Regions from separate parts of the Mus musculus genome. Here region 1 is linked to region 2. The links are chromatin contacts, found by Hi-C or POLR2A ChIA-PET in ENCODE. All regions are on one chromosome and are shown on one strand. Each heading gives the region's core, a stretch centred on a gene start or an enhancer-like site at or near the end of the contact. The rest is flanking DNA. Distances are from core to core; before and after follow the strand shown.

Region 1 (3,985 bases), core at 757-3,256, 36 kb before region 2:
CCGCGGAGGCTGCAACTAGAGAAGCAAAGTTAGAAGGACCTTGGTCAAACTGGTCTCGATCCTGGGATTTTCTGGGCAATTGGAGGCCACAATTTAGATAGTTTCCGGAATCGATGTCCCTTAAAGACCAGCGCCTGGACTCTACTGAGTAAACTCCCATTTCAACTTCCTCCTCTTCCTCTATTTGAACAACGTGTATCATTAAATTATAAAATTGTTGTTGTTGTTGTTGTTGTTTCAAAAATTAACTTTATTGGGGGAGGGGCAGTTGCCCGAGGACAACTTGTGAGAACCAGGTTTTGCCTTCCACACTTAGGGGTCCCTGGAATGGAACTTATGTCAATACACTAGGCAGCAAGGGGCAGCCGCTTTTTATCTTTTATCTTTTACACTGAGACCCAGAGGACAGCTTCTTCAACGTCGCGTAGTAAATTTATCCTAGAGCTCAAGCCCACACGGGTTGCCCAGTTGCCCGGCCGTCAGGACCACTGCAGGGACTGAACAGTAGAAGGCAGAAGCAGGTGGCCCGTGTTTCGCCCTCCGTGGGAGACACTGACTGACTGCAGGCATAGTGACTGCGGGGGAAGACTGCAACTCTCAAAGTCCCCACTTCCTGTCCTTGCCTAGAGGGAGGAGGGGGGAGTCCCAGGCAGGGCCTTGGAAACCCTGACTAATGGGCAGGAGCCTCTGCGGGACTCCGCCCAGAGTTGGTTGCTGTCAGCTTCAGGGAGCTACTGAGAGGGAAAATTACTCACGTGGGAGGGAGGGATTGTTTTTAAGTAGAGGCAGATGGTAGAGAGGTGGGACTCGAAGGAAAGTGCACAACACTTTGTGGCCGGCAATATGTATTATTTGCAATATCTGGGGTCCTACTGTGTGCCAGCCACTCCTTTTCTCTTGCACCATCTACTCTCTCTGCATGAGCTGGAGAGATGGGAACCAACTTGCGTTCCACTTTGCAGATGAAGATAATGGGGCTCTAGGAGATGGAGATGCTTGCCCAGGGTAGCCAGTAAGGAAATCCCAAGCGTTCACTTCACACTTACCTGCAGGCTTCCTTCTTCAGCCTGGATTGTGTTCCTCGGCCTTCTAGGTCATCAAACCCTAGCCCTTTCTTCTCTAAGATTCCCTAGACAGGCAGGCCAGCTGTTGTGCTGGACTTGATCTCTTTACTCTAGCCAATAAAAACAAGGAAGAGAGACAAGAGCCACGAAGGGACACTTGGTATACCCATCCCCTTGCATACTCCCAAGACAACCACACACCTTAAAGTTCCACAGCAGGAACAGAAAGAAGACTGTGAGGTTCCAGGTCAGGGGCATTTCAGCACCAACTGGAGGGCAGAGAGATCTTGCCAGTTCTTCACGTTCCTGCTCAGAAATTAGCCTAAGCTTAGGACTCCAGCTATACTACTGTAGAAATTTAGGCTCTCCATGCCCGCTATTCCAGTATTCAGGGGGCTGAGACTGGAGGATAATGAGTTTGAAACCAGCCTGGGCTAACCAAGAGACTTGTCAAAAGCAAGAACAAAATACCCACATCAGATTCTCCTTCTCCAGTCAAATGTAGTGAGCATCGAAGTTTATCATCAATGTCTAGAAACACTCTCAAGGTCAGGCACAAGGGTATCTGCCCACATACTAATCTTTGAAGGTGGAGACAAACAGGTCGGAAGTAGCAGACTAACTTGGACTACATCATGAGATCTTGTCTCAAAACCAGTCAGGCATTGCTGGTGCTACCTTTAATCCCAGCAGCACCTGACTCTTCAGAGGAGAGGGGTCCCCAGCTGAACTGTGGGCTCTGTGGTATCTCATCCATTCCACAGAGGAGCTGGGGAAATGGAAGGAGAGTTAACATCCCAGAGACCCTAAGGAGCTAGATTTGGTAAAGACATGATGGCTCCTTTGGACTTATGGCTCACAAGGATGATGTCACAATAGGTTTGGAGGTGTGGCTCCTCCCTTTAAGCTAAGATAAAGAAGTTCTTGCTCACATTCCCTTCCCTTCTACTCCGAGTGGATAGGATGGAGTGGCATGGGCATGTCCCGTGGCCTGTCAGCCACTGGCCAAGTGACTTTGGAGGTCTGTCTCATGGACAGACATGAGCAGAAATAATCTCAACCCCAAATCTATACAGAAGTACTGGTTAGAAGTGTGTGTGCGTGCGTGTGTGCGTGTTCCTGTGCATGTGTGTGTGTGTGTGTTCAAGGAAGAAAGCCCCACTATGGCTTAGTAAGGCTCTCTGTAAGCGTCCCTGACGTGCCAGGTACAAACAAAGGTAATGGTAGCCATCGGAGGAGAGAGGGACTGAGGGGACTGATTCAAAGCATCTGTCAAAGTGATGAATGGTCCAGGCTTGGGCCTTGAGTCACCTAACTGGTAGAGTTTTTGTCAGGCAGAGGGGACTGAGAGCCAGGTGTAGCCTCACAAATCTGTGATCCAGCACTTGGAAGACTGCATCAGTCAGGGGAATTGAGAGTTTGAAGCCAGCTTGGACTACATAGTGAGACACTGCCTCAGAAAAAAAAAAAAAGCTAGGGGGGTTTGTCACTATATTCTAAGTGGCAAGATTGCCATCCAAATAGTCCAGCGTTGGTAGGCCTAAGGCCTAAATCTGGGGTGAGAGTGTGAGCTAGGGAAGGAATTTGGTTCTTCCCCAACCCTGAATCTGTCAATCCTGGATTCTCTTGATATGAGGTTCCTACCATCCCCCCCCCTTTTTTTAAGAGGAAAGATGGGTGAATTCTATCTTCAGTCCTATGTCCAAGATCTCATCATTGGAAGATATTTGGAACAAAATAAAACTTGAGGAAGAGGAGGAAGAAGAAGAAACAGGGAAGGAGAATGTAGACCAAGAGCAAGAGAAAGAAGAACAAAACAGGTGTGTTGAGACACAGCGCCTTCCTTCTTCCTCCTGTCCCTCCCGGCTCTGGAGAGCCTCACTCTATGACCATATCGGTCCGCTGCCCCTCTATCTCCACTCCCTGACTCCACTCTTCCTTCCTTTTGCTCAGGATCAAGGCCCTTCTTGGAGTACCCAAGCAGAACTCAGTGTGGGGCCTGATGGCTTGGCCCAGGCCCTCCCCAGAGCAAGCCCAGTGGTGGGAAGATTTCTCCCTGCCCTCACTCCGTGGAACCTGCCTCTGCGGCTGCAGATTGAGCTCAAAGATGAGGCTCCACCCCCTACCCTCCATGACTTCCTGCCCCACCCCTAAAACCTTGCCCTCATTGGGATCTAGAGAAGAGTCTAGCTGGCTAAGAAACCAGCCTCTGATGGAGCCTCTATCAGCGTCCAGATTGAAGATGCCCAAAGCAGTTCCCAGACTTCCACCCAAGGTCTCCCCTAAGAGATCTACTATGCCCAAGACAGGGCAACAGCAGACCGCAATGTCAATGTGGCCTCCGGTTATTATCAACCCTCCCTCCAAGAGCTCTGCTCTTAAGGGACAACACACACCCTCTGCCAAAGAGGTCACCCACACCCCAGGTGCCTGGGGCAACCCTTTGCCTCATCTTCCTTCAAAATAAATATTTTTTTGTTACACCAGCAACAGTCTAACACAGTTCTAGGCACTTTGAGATGTATTAGCTCATGAAATCTTCACGATATTTCTAAAAGATTGAAACATAGGTCAGGTTCCTCCCTCCCTCCCTCCCGGGTCTCTTGTTGCCCAGACTGATGTCAAACTCGCTATGTAGCCAAGAAAGACCTGGAACCTCTAATCCTCCTGCCTCTCTCTGGAGTACTTGGGCTACAGGCAATGCCCAGTGTACAGTCTGAGCTACAGTCTTAGCTTTTTGTTCACATCGCTTAGCACAGAGATTTCACTCTCATTTACTTTATTATTTAAGTCATTATGGACTCGGGGATATTTATAATACACTTGGAGTATGTAACGCTGGTGTATTTATTCGGCTGCTCAAGTTGTTCCTATTCTGGTCAAGGGGGCTTCTGCTGTTGTATCCTGTGTCCCTTTGGCAT
Region 2 (6,163 bases), core at 1,922-4,421:
GACTGTTTGCTGGATGGGGGTGGGAGAGATAAGGATATGAAAACAACCTTAAAATAACCTCCACGGCTCCTCAGGCAGCTGCAGAGTGGGCCCTGGATCTAGCTTAGGGGCTTATCTGTTGTTACAAAAGGAAGTAGAATTATGAGTGGATTGTGGCCTGTCTGCCTGGCTGTCCGTTGGTCTGTCCATCTCTCTGTCTGTCTGCACTGCTTTCTTTCCCTGTCTTCCACTCCAGCTCATTCCCTTGTGTGCTCCGCTGAGAGGCTCTGAAATCCATCTTCTCAGCCGGCACACCGGGGGTAAATAATCCTGTGACTAGAGTTAGGGCTCAGGGCCTCCAAGGAAGCATCAGAGCGGCATAAATCTCAGAGATGTGGACCCCACAAAGCACTGGGGTCACACCCTAGCCGTTAGACGCCTTAACTCACTATCCAACTTCAACTCCCTCTTCCCAGCCCAGTCACATCCATTCAGAGGTTTCATCCTCGACTCTAGCCCTAAGCCTTTTGGCTCTGGGCCTTGTGGATAGAAGCCGGCATACACAGCCACTGTGATATCTGCGGCCTGCAGTTCCCAACAGCCCTTCCAAAGTCTCTCTTTGCTTGTTCAGAACCCGAAGTGGAAACTTCTAGTGTCTTTGGAAAGTTAGTTATGTCAAATAATGTCTTGATGGGGCACACAGGTGAAAGGATGTCTTGCTAAAGAGGACATGTGAAAGAACTCTGCATGATGGAGTATAAATATGACCCCATAGATAGTGGGAAGGAAGTATTATTTTGGTTTGCTCCACCTCACTACTCTTCGATAACAACCCACATGTATTGGTTTGCCTGACATGGTATTGTTGAGCTCCACTAGTGGCGACACCGCCATTGAGAGAAACTCACCAAAAAACTGCTCATAAGGTTCCTGCGGCTTCTGGTGGCTTCAGGGGCCTTGGGCCAGTTGGCAAGCCTTGCAGTTTTTTCAGGACTGAACTATATCTTCTGGTTCATGCGTGGTGTCTGCCTGCCTGCTGAGAGGATGGGTCTGCAGCTGCTGAGTCGTATTTGGTGTTTGCTACAGGTCTTAACTGTTGAAGGACTGCTAAACAGGTCCACTTCCCCCATGTCCTAATAACTTTTCTCTTCCACTACCTCTGCCGGGTGGTGGGCAAGAGGAGAGGTTGAACACTCATTAAAGTAGACTGAGAAAAACTTATGCCTACAAGGACCAGGCCATCAGAAGAGATAAACCCCTAGTGTGTGTGTGTGTGTGTGTGTGTGTGTGTGTGTGTGTGTCTGCCTGTCTGTGTATGTCTGTGCGTGTCTGTGCATGTGCATGCATGTACCCACACAGAAGGCAGAGGTCAGTTGGGAGTCAGGTCTCTCCCCACTATGTGGGTTCCAGGGATTGAACTCAGGTCCCCAGACCTGGTCAGGAGCTTTAATCTGCTGAATCATCATCTCACTCATCCTCCGACAAGACTTTAAACATTTATCAAGTGCCTACTTGGTGAAAAGCAGTTGACACCCACAATCATGTGAAACCCAGAATGAGTAGGGCACACTCTTGGCCTGGGCTATGTGGTCAATAGCATTCAGTCCTTGTAAGCATACAATGAGCCTCCATTTCTCCAAGACCCGGGGAGGACATCTGTATAGAGGACGTTCACTACCATGAGCTCTGGTTTGTTGTGGAAACCTCAGGTGCCAGGTCTCTGGCCAAGTGTCTGCAAGTTCATGTTGCTTGTGCCTTCATTGTGACCCTAGGAGTTGCAACTTCCTGTAAGTTTGCCATGGCTGGACCAAGAAAGAAGGCATATGCAAATTTCTACAGAAATTATGATTCTGAGAAGGATGAGAGAAGGAAGCTGGTACTGCTTAGAGAGCAACGTGATTCCAGGATGTAAAGGATGCTTCAGGTTGTGCTTCATGGACATTCATCACTGACCTGTGTTCCGATGAACCAGGAACAGGTCGTATAAGATGCAGTTCCTCTCAATAAATGATTAACAATTATATGGACAAAAAAAAAACAATAATGAGATATAGGCAGGGCTGTCACTTCTTTCCTGCCCCACAAGTAGGTTATGTCCTTTGTCCTTTTTCTTTCTTTCTTTCTTTTTTTCTTTTTTTTTTTTTTTTTGGACAAGAGTCTCACGTAATTCAGGTTAGCCTCAAACTCGATGGGTATCTGAAGATGACCTTGGTGAATATTCTGAGCATCCTCCTGCCTCCCAAGTGCTAAGATTACAGGTGTGCACCACCATGCCTGGCAGTCCTCACGTGTCTCTCTCTACTCTCAACTCATGTTGAGAGTCTCATGTGTCTCAAACTCAACTCCAACCCTAGGCTGGGGCTGAAGCTAAGTAAGCCTGAAGAATCCCACTCACTTGCAGGGAAGTTGGATGCCCTCCATAACTGCTCCACCTCCAATCATTCATTCACGGGTGGGGTAGGATTCCCAAAACTGAGACTCCTTGCTCAACAGAAGACTCTTAACCCACACACAGATGAAAGGCATTCAGTCCAGGTGTAAAAATTAACCCAGTCGGACCCTGAGCTTGGTGTCCCATGATGGGAAGAGGGGCAGGGCTGGGACGCTCAGCAGAGGAAGCTCACACTGGCATCCAGCAAGTCTTAACCTGATGAGGGAAGCGGAGCTTGAATTAGCTTTATTTCCTTTTGTTTTAATTATATTTATATACTTAGTCTTTTAGAGAGTGGGAGAGTGTGTGTCCCTACCACAGCACACTTGTAGAGATCAGAGGACAACTTTTGAAAACGGATTCTCTCCTATCGTGTGAATCCCTGGGGATCCAGTTCAGGTAGGCAGGCTTCGGAGCAAGTGCCTTTACCTGCCGGGCCATCTCACCAGCCGGGTGCTTTGTTTCTTTTGTCGCTGCGGAAGCTTGCCTGGCCCTCCTCCTTCCCCAGCTAGGAGAGGTTTGGCTGGCTGGTGTCGACCACGAAGGCAGAACACCTTCGGTATTCAGTAGAAGCCGAAAGGCAGGGGACAAATGCGCAGTTAGACAAGCCAATGAGAGTGAACAGTGACGTCGGGCAAACTGGTTTGACTGGATCCCAGTTACTGCAAATAGAGCTGGAGAGGGAGGTGGACAGAGCCTAGAGATGCCCTGGAGGCTGCATTAGTCAGCGCTTACACAGGCGCTGCTGTCAATCACTCAAGACTCCACCCTTATAACAGACCTCTGCTTCCTCACTTCCGGTCCTTGTATCAGCGGGGGTGGGGGGTAGCTTGGGGGAGTAGCTGGGGGGGGGGGGCAGAGACACAGCTCCACACTGTTACCCTCAGCAGCCCAAGGGGGTTCTCTTAACCCTTTAGGGCTTCAACTCAGACAAGCCCGAGATTCTTGGCTTTGACCCAGGAGTAGCCAGCATAAGGCAGACTTGGAGATTTTATTCAAAATAGAGAGACGGGCTGGAGACGTGGCGGTTAGGAGGAGCACTTGTTACTCTTACAGACGACCCAGGTTGGGTTCCAACACCCACGTGGAGGCTCACAACTCTAACCCCTGTTCCAGGGGGATGTTATGCGGCTCTGTAAACCCTATACATCGCATACATGGCACAAACATACACACATGCAGGGAAAACACCCACAGCACCTAAGATAAACAAGTAATTCTATAAAAAGAAACAGTAGAAAAGCACATGGAGAGGAAAAAAAATCAAAGAAGACTCCAAGAATATGGATGTAGGTTTCTCAAATAAGTCCGTCCCCTCCAACCCTTAGCCCCCAGGCAAGCCCTCCCCCTTTTAAAAACTCTTATCATCGTAGATTAAATTTCCTTGTCTCTATCCTTTTATGAATGGGACCACGAGATTGCGTCTTCCCCGTGCTTGCTTCTCTTTTGCAGCTGTTTTATTTCACTTGGTACAGTGTCTTGGAGAGTCTCCCAGCACGGAGGCCATTGCTTCCATTCCCAATGCAAACTTATTTTTACTGGGGTGAGCATTCCACTGTGTGAGTCGGCCACAGCTGATTCTTCCCCCTCCCCTCCCCTCCTCTCCCCTCTCCTCTCCCCTCCCCTCCCCTCCTCCTCCCTCCTCCCTTTCCTCCTCCTCCTCTTTTTTTTGAAGACCGGGTCTCACTCCATAGCCCTGGCTGCTATGGAGTTCTCTCTATAAAGCAGGCTGCCCTCAGACTCATAGAAATCTGCCTGCCTCTGCCTTCTGAGGGCTGGGCAGGACCCACCAAGCCCCCTATGTACGGGTCTCTCTCTCTCTTTTTTTGTAAAGTTTACTAGATTGGGGAGGAAGCACCATGGATAAAAGCGGGCACTGCTTTTGTGAGCACCTCAGCTTGACCTCCAGGCACCCTTGTTAGGCAGCTCACAGCCACCTGTAACTTCAGCTCCAGGGACACCTGGTGTCTTTGACTACCTAACTCACCTACATTCACACACACACACACACCCAATAAATAAATAAATAAATAAATAAATAAATAAAGACATTTATTAAAATTTAATTTTTTTTCTTTAATGCTGTTTTTTGTGGTGTTTGGTGTTTGGTTCTGGTTGGTTGGTTTGGTTTGGTTTTGATAGTCCTGGAAATTTAACCTAGATCCTCACATATTAATCTAGTAGGTCCTCACATATGAGCCTAGTAGGTCCTCACATATGCTAGATGAGCCCTTTACCACTGAGCTGTGCCCAGCCACATCTAATTTGTTTGCTTTTGTTTTAAGATGGGGGGTCTCATGTGCTCCTGCCTCTACCGCAGAAGCGCCAGGATTTGCAGGTGTGCATCTCTCAGCCTGATTTATGTAATACTAGGAGGAATGAAGCCAAGGGCTCAGTGCACACTAGATCAGTGGAGCCACATCCGCACATCCACAGCTTTGGTTCACGACTTTGAGTGGAGATAGGCTCCACCCATCCTTACCCTTGGGGGAATATCCCTAGTAGTGAAATCACTCGCTCGCAGGTTAGATGCCGTCCACCTGGTTAGAAGCTTACAGGGAGTGTTTGTGTGTTTCGCTGTCTTAAAATCATGTGCATCTGAAATCCTGCAGCCCCTGTTCCTGCCAGGGGTTGGTTGTTCACTTGTATAGCAGCTCTAGTGAGGCTACCTAGCCGGCAATTGTCCAAGCCCAGCCCCACCCCCTCCATTCGCTCCCTTACTGAGTTTCTACCACCACCCACCCATCCCTCACCCCTCTCCTGCCCCCTCCCCAATCATGTATCTCAGGCTGCCCTCAAGTTTACTGTGTAGTAGAGATAACCCTGGACTCTGGCCTCCTGCTTCTACCTCCCACACCCAGATTATGCAGTGAGGGCAGGAGGTGGTGGGGGGGCGGTCCACACCAGGATCCTACAAGCCAGGCAAAGACTCTACCAACTGAGTCACATCTGCAGCCCCTCCAATCCAGTTCTCCTAGATCCTGCTGCTTTCCTGTTTCCTGGACTGCACCTGGGGGGCTGCTGTTCCTAGCTCCCCCAACAGCAGCTTGCCAGTGGGAGACACTGACTGGAGAGTATTTCTAGCCCTTCTGGCCACAGCTGCTCTACACCCTAGTCCTCAGGTGACCGTGGTCCCTGAGTCCCACACAGCCACTTCCACACACACCCTTGTAACCACTTCTGGGATTTTGAATTTGTTCTTTCTTATACTTAGGACACACACCCCACCCCGCCCCCAACCCTGAGCTCTTCAACTTAGCTCAAGTGTCTCCTTCTCCACGAAGCCTCCCTCCCCTGAGGCCTCAATTTGAAATTAACCACCAGGCACGTGGTAACTCCCTTTCCTGCTCGCTCGCTCTCTCCTGTAGCAGTCACCATATTCCTTCATATTTTTCTATATTCATTTTACTTCTTCTCTCTCTCACTCCATCTGTGCCTGTGAGCATGTTTTATGCTTGTGACAGATGCTAAAGTGCAGAGCCCAACTCTCTCTCTATTTTTCTATTTCTCTCTCTCTCTCTCACACACACACACACACACACACACACACACACTGAAACACCCCCCTCCATTCACACACACTTACCTGAGCAGTCACATCTGACTTTTTACATGGGTTCTGGGATTTGAACTCAGATCCTCACAATCACACAATCACTCTCACCAGCTGAGCCACCTCTGCAGCCCTACCTATTGCTGTTCTAATCGCCTTTCTTGCCCCACCTGAATGGGGGTTCTAAATTTTTATTGAGC

Evidence for each region. A loop is a pair of places that touch in the nucleus more often than their neighbours do. ChIA-PET counts read pairs that join two places held with the same protein, here RNA polymerase II (POLR2A).
Region 1: a map of gastrocnemius shows a loop between it and region 2 (2.2-fold over the local background). The contact joins the promoter of 1700122O11Rik here to the enhancer-like site in region 2. A Hi-C loop is called at or near these places in 2 of 37 maps with a recorded cell type or tissue (T-helper 1 cell and gastrocnemius). POLR2A ChIA-PET finds 5 or more read pairs at or near these places in 3 of 5 experiments (all embryonic stem cell).

What each region holds. Positions count from the first base shown.
Region 1 is chr17:48,036,314-48,040,298 of GRCm38, reverse strand. It overlaps 1700122O11Rik (RIKEN cDNA 1700122O11 gene), which reads left to right and starts at 2,006. Exons shown (of 3, transcript NM_029689.1): 1 at 2,006-2,085; 2 at 2,731-2,884; 3 at 3,018-3,554. The coding sequence starts at 2,028. The coding sequence ends at 3,531.
Region 2 is chr17:47,999,068-48,005,230 of GRCm38, reverse strand. No RefSeq gene overlaps it. Among named protein-coding and RNA genes, the nearest start is that of Gm41591, 12 kb to the right of the region's middle. Within about 2 kb of position 3,171, at least 2 of the 3 ENCODE cell types and tissues checked have a DNase peak (open chromatin) inside an H3K27ac peak, as active enhancers do; they include gastrocnemius, where a contact is called at or near this core.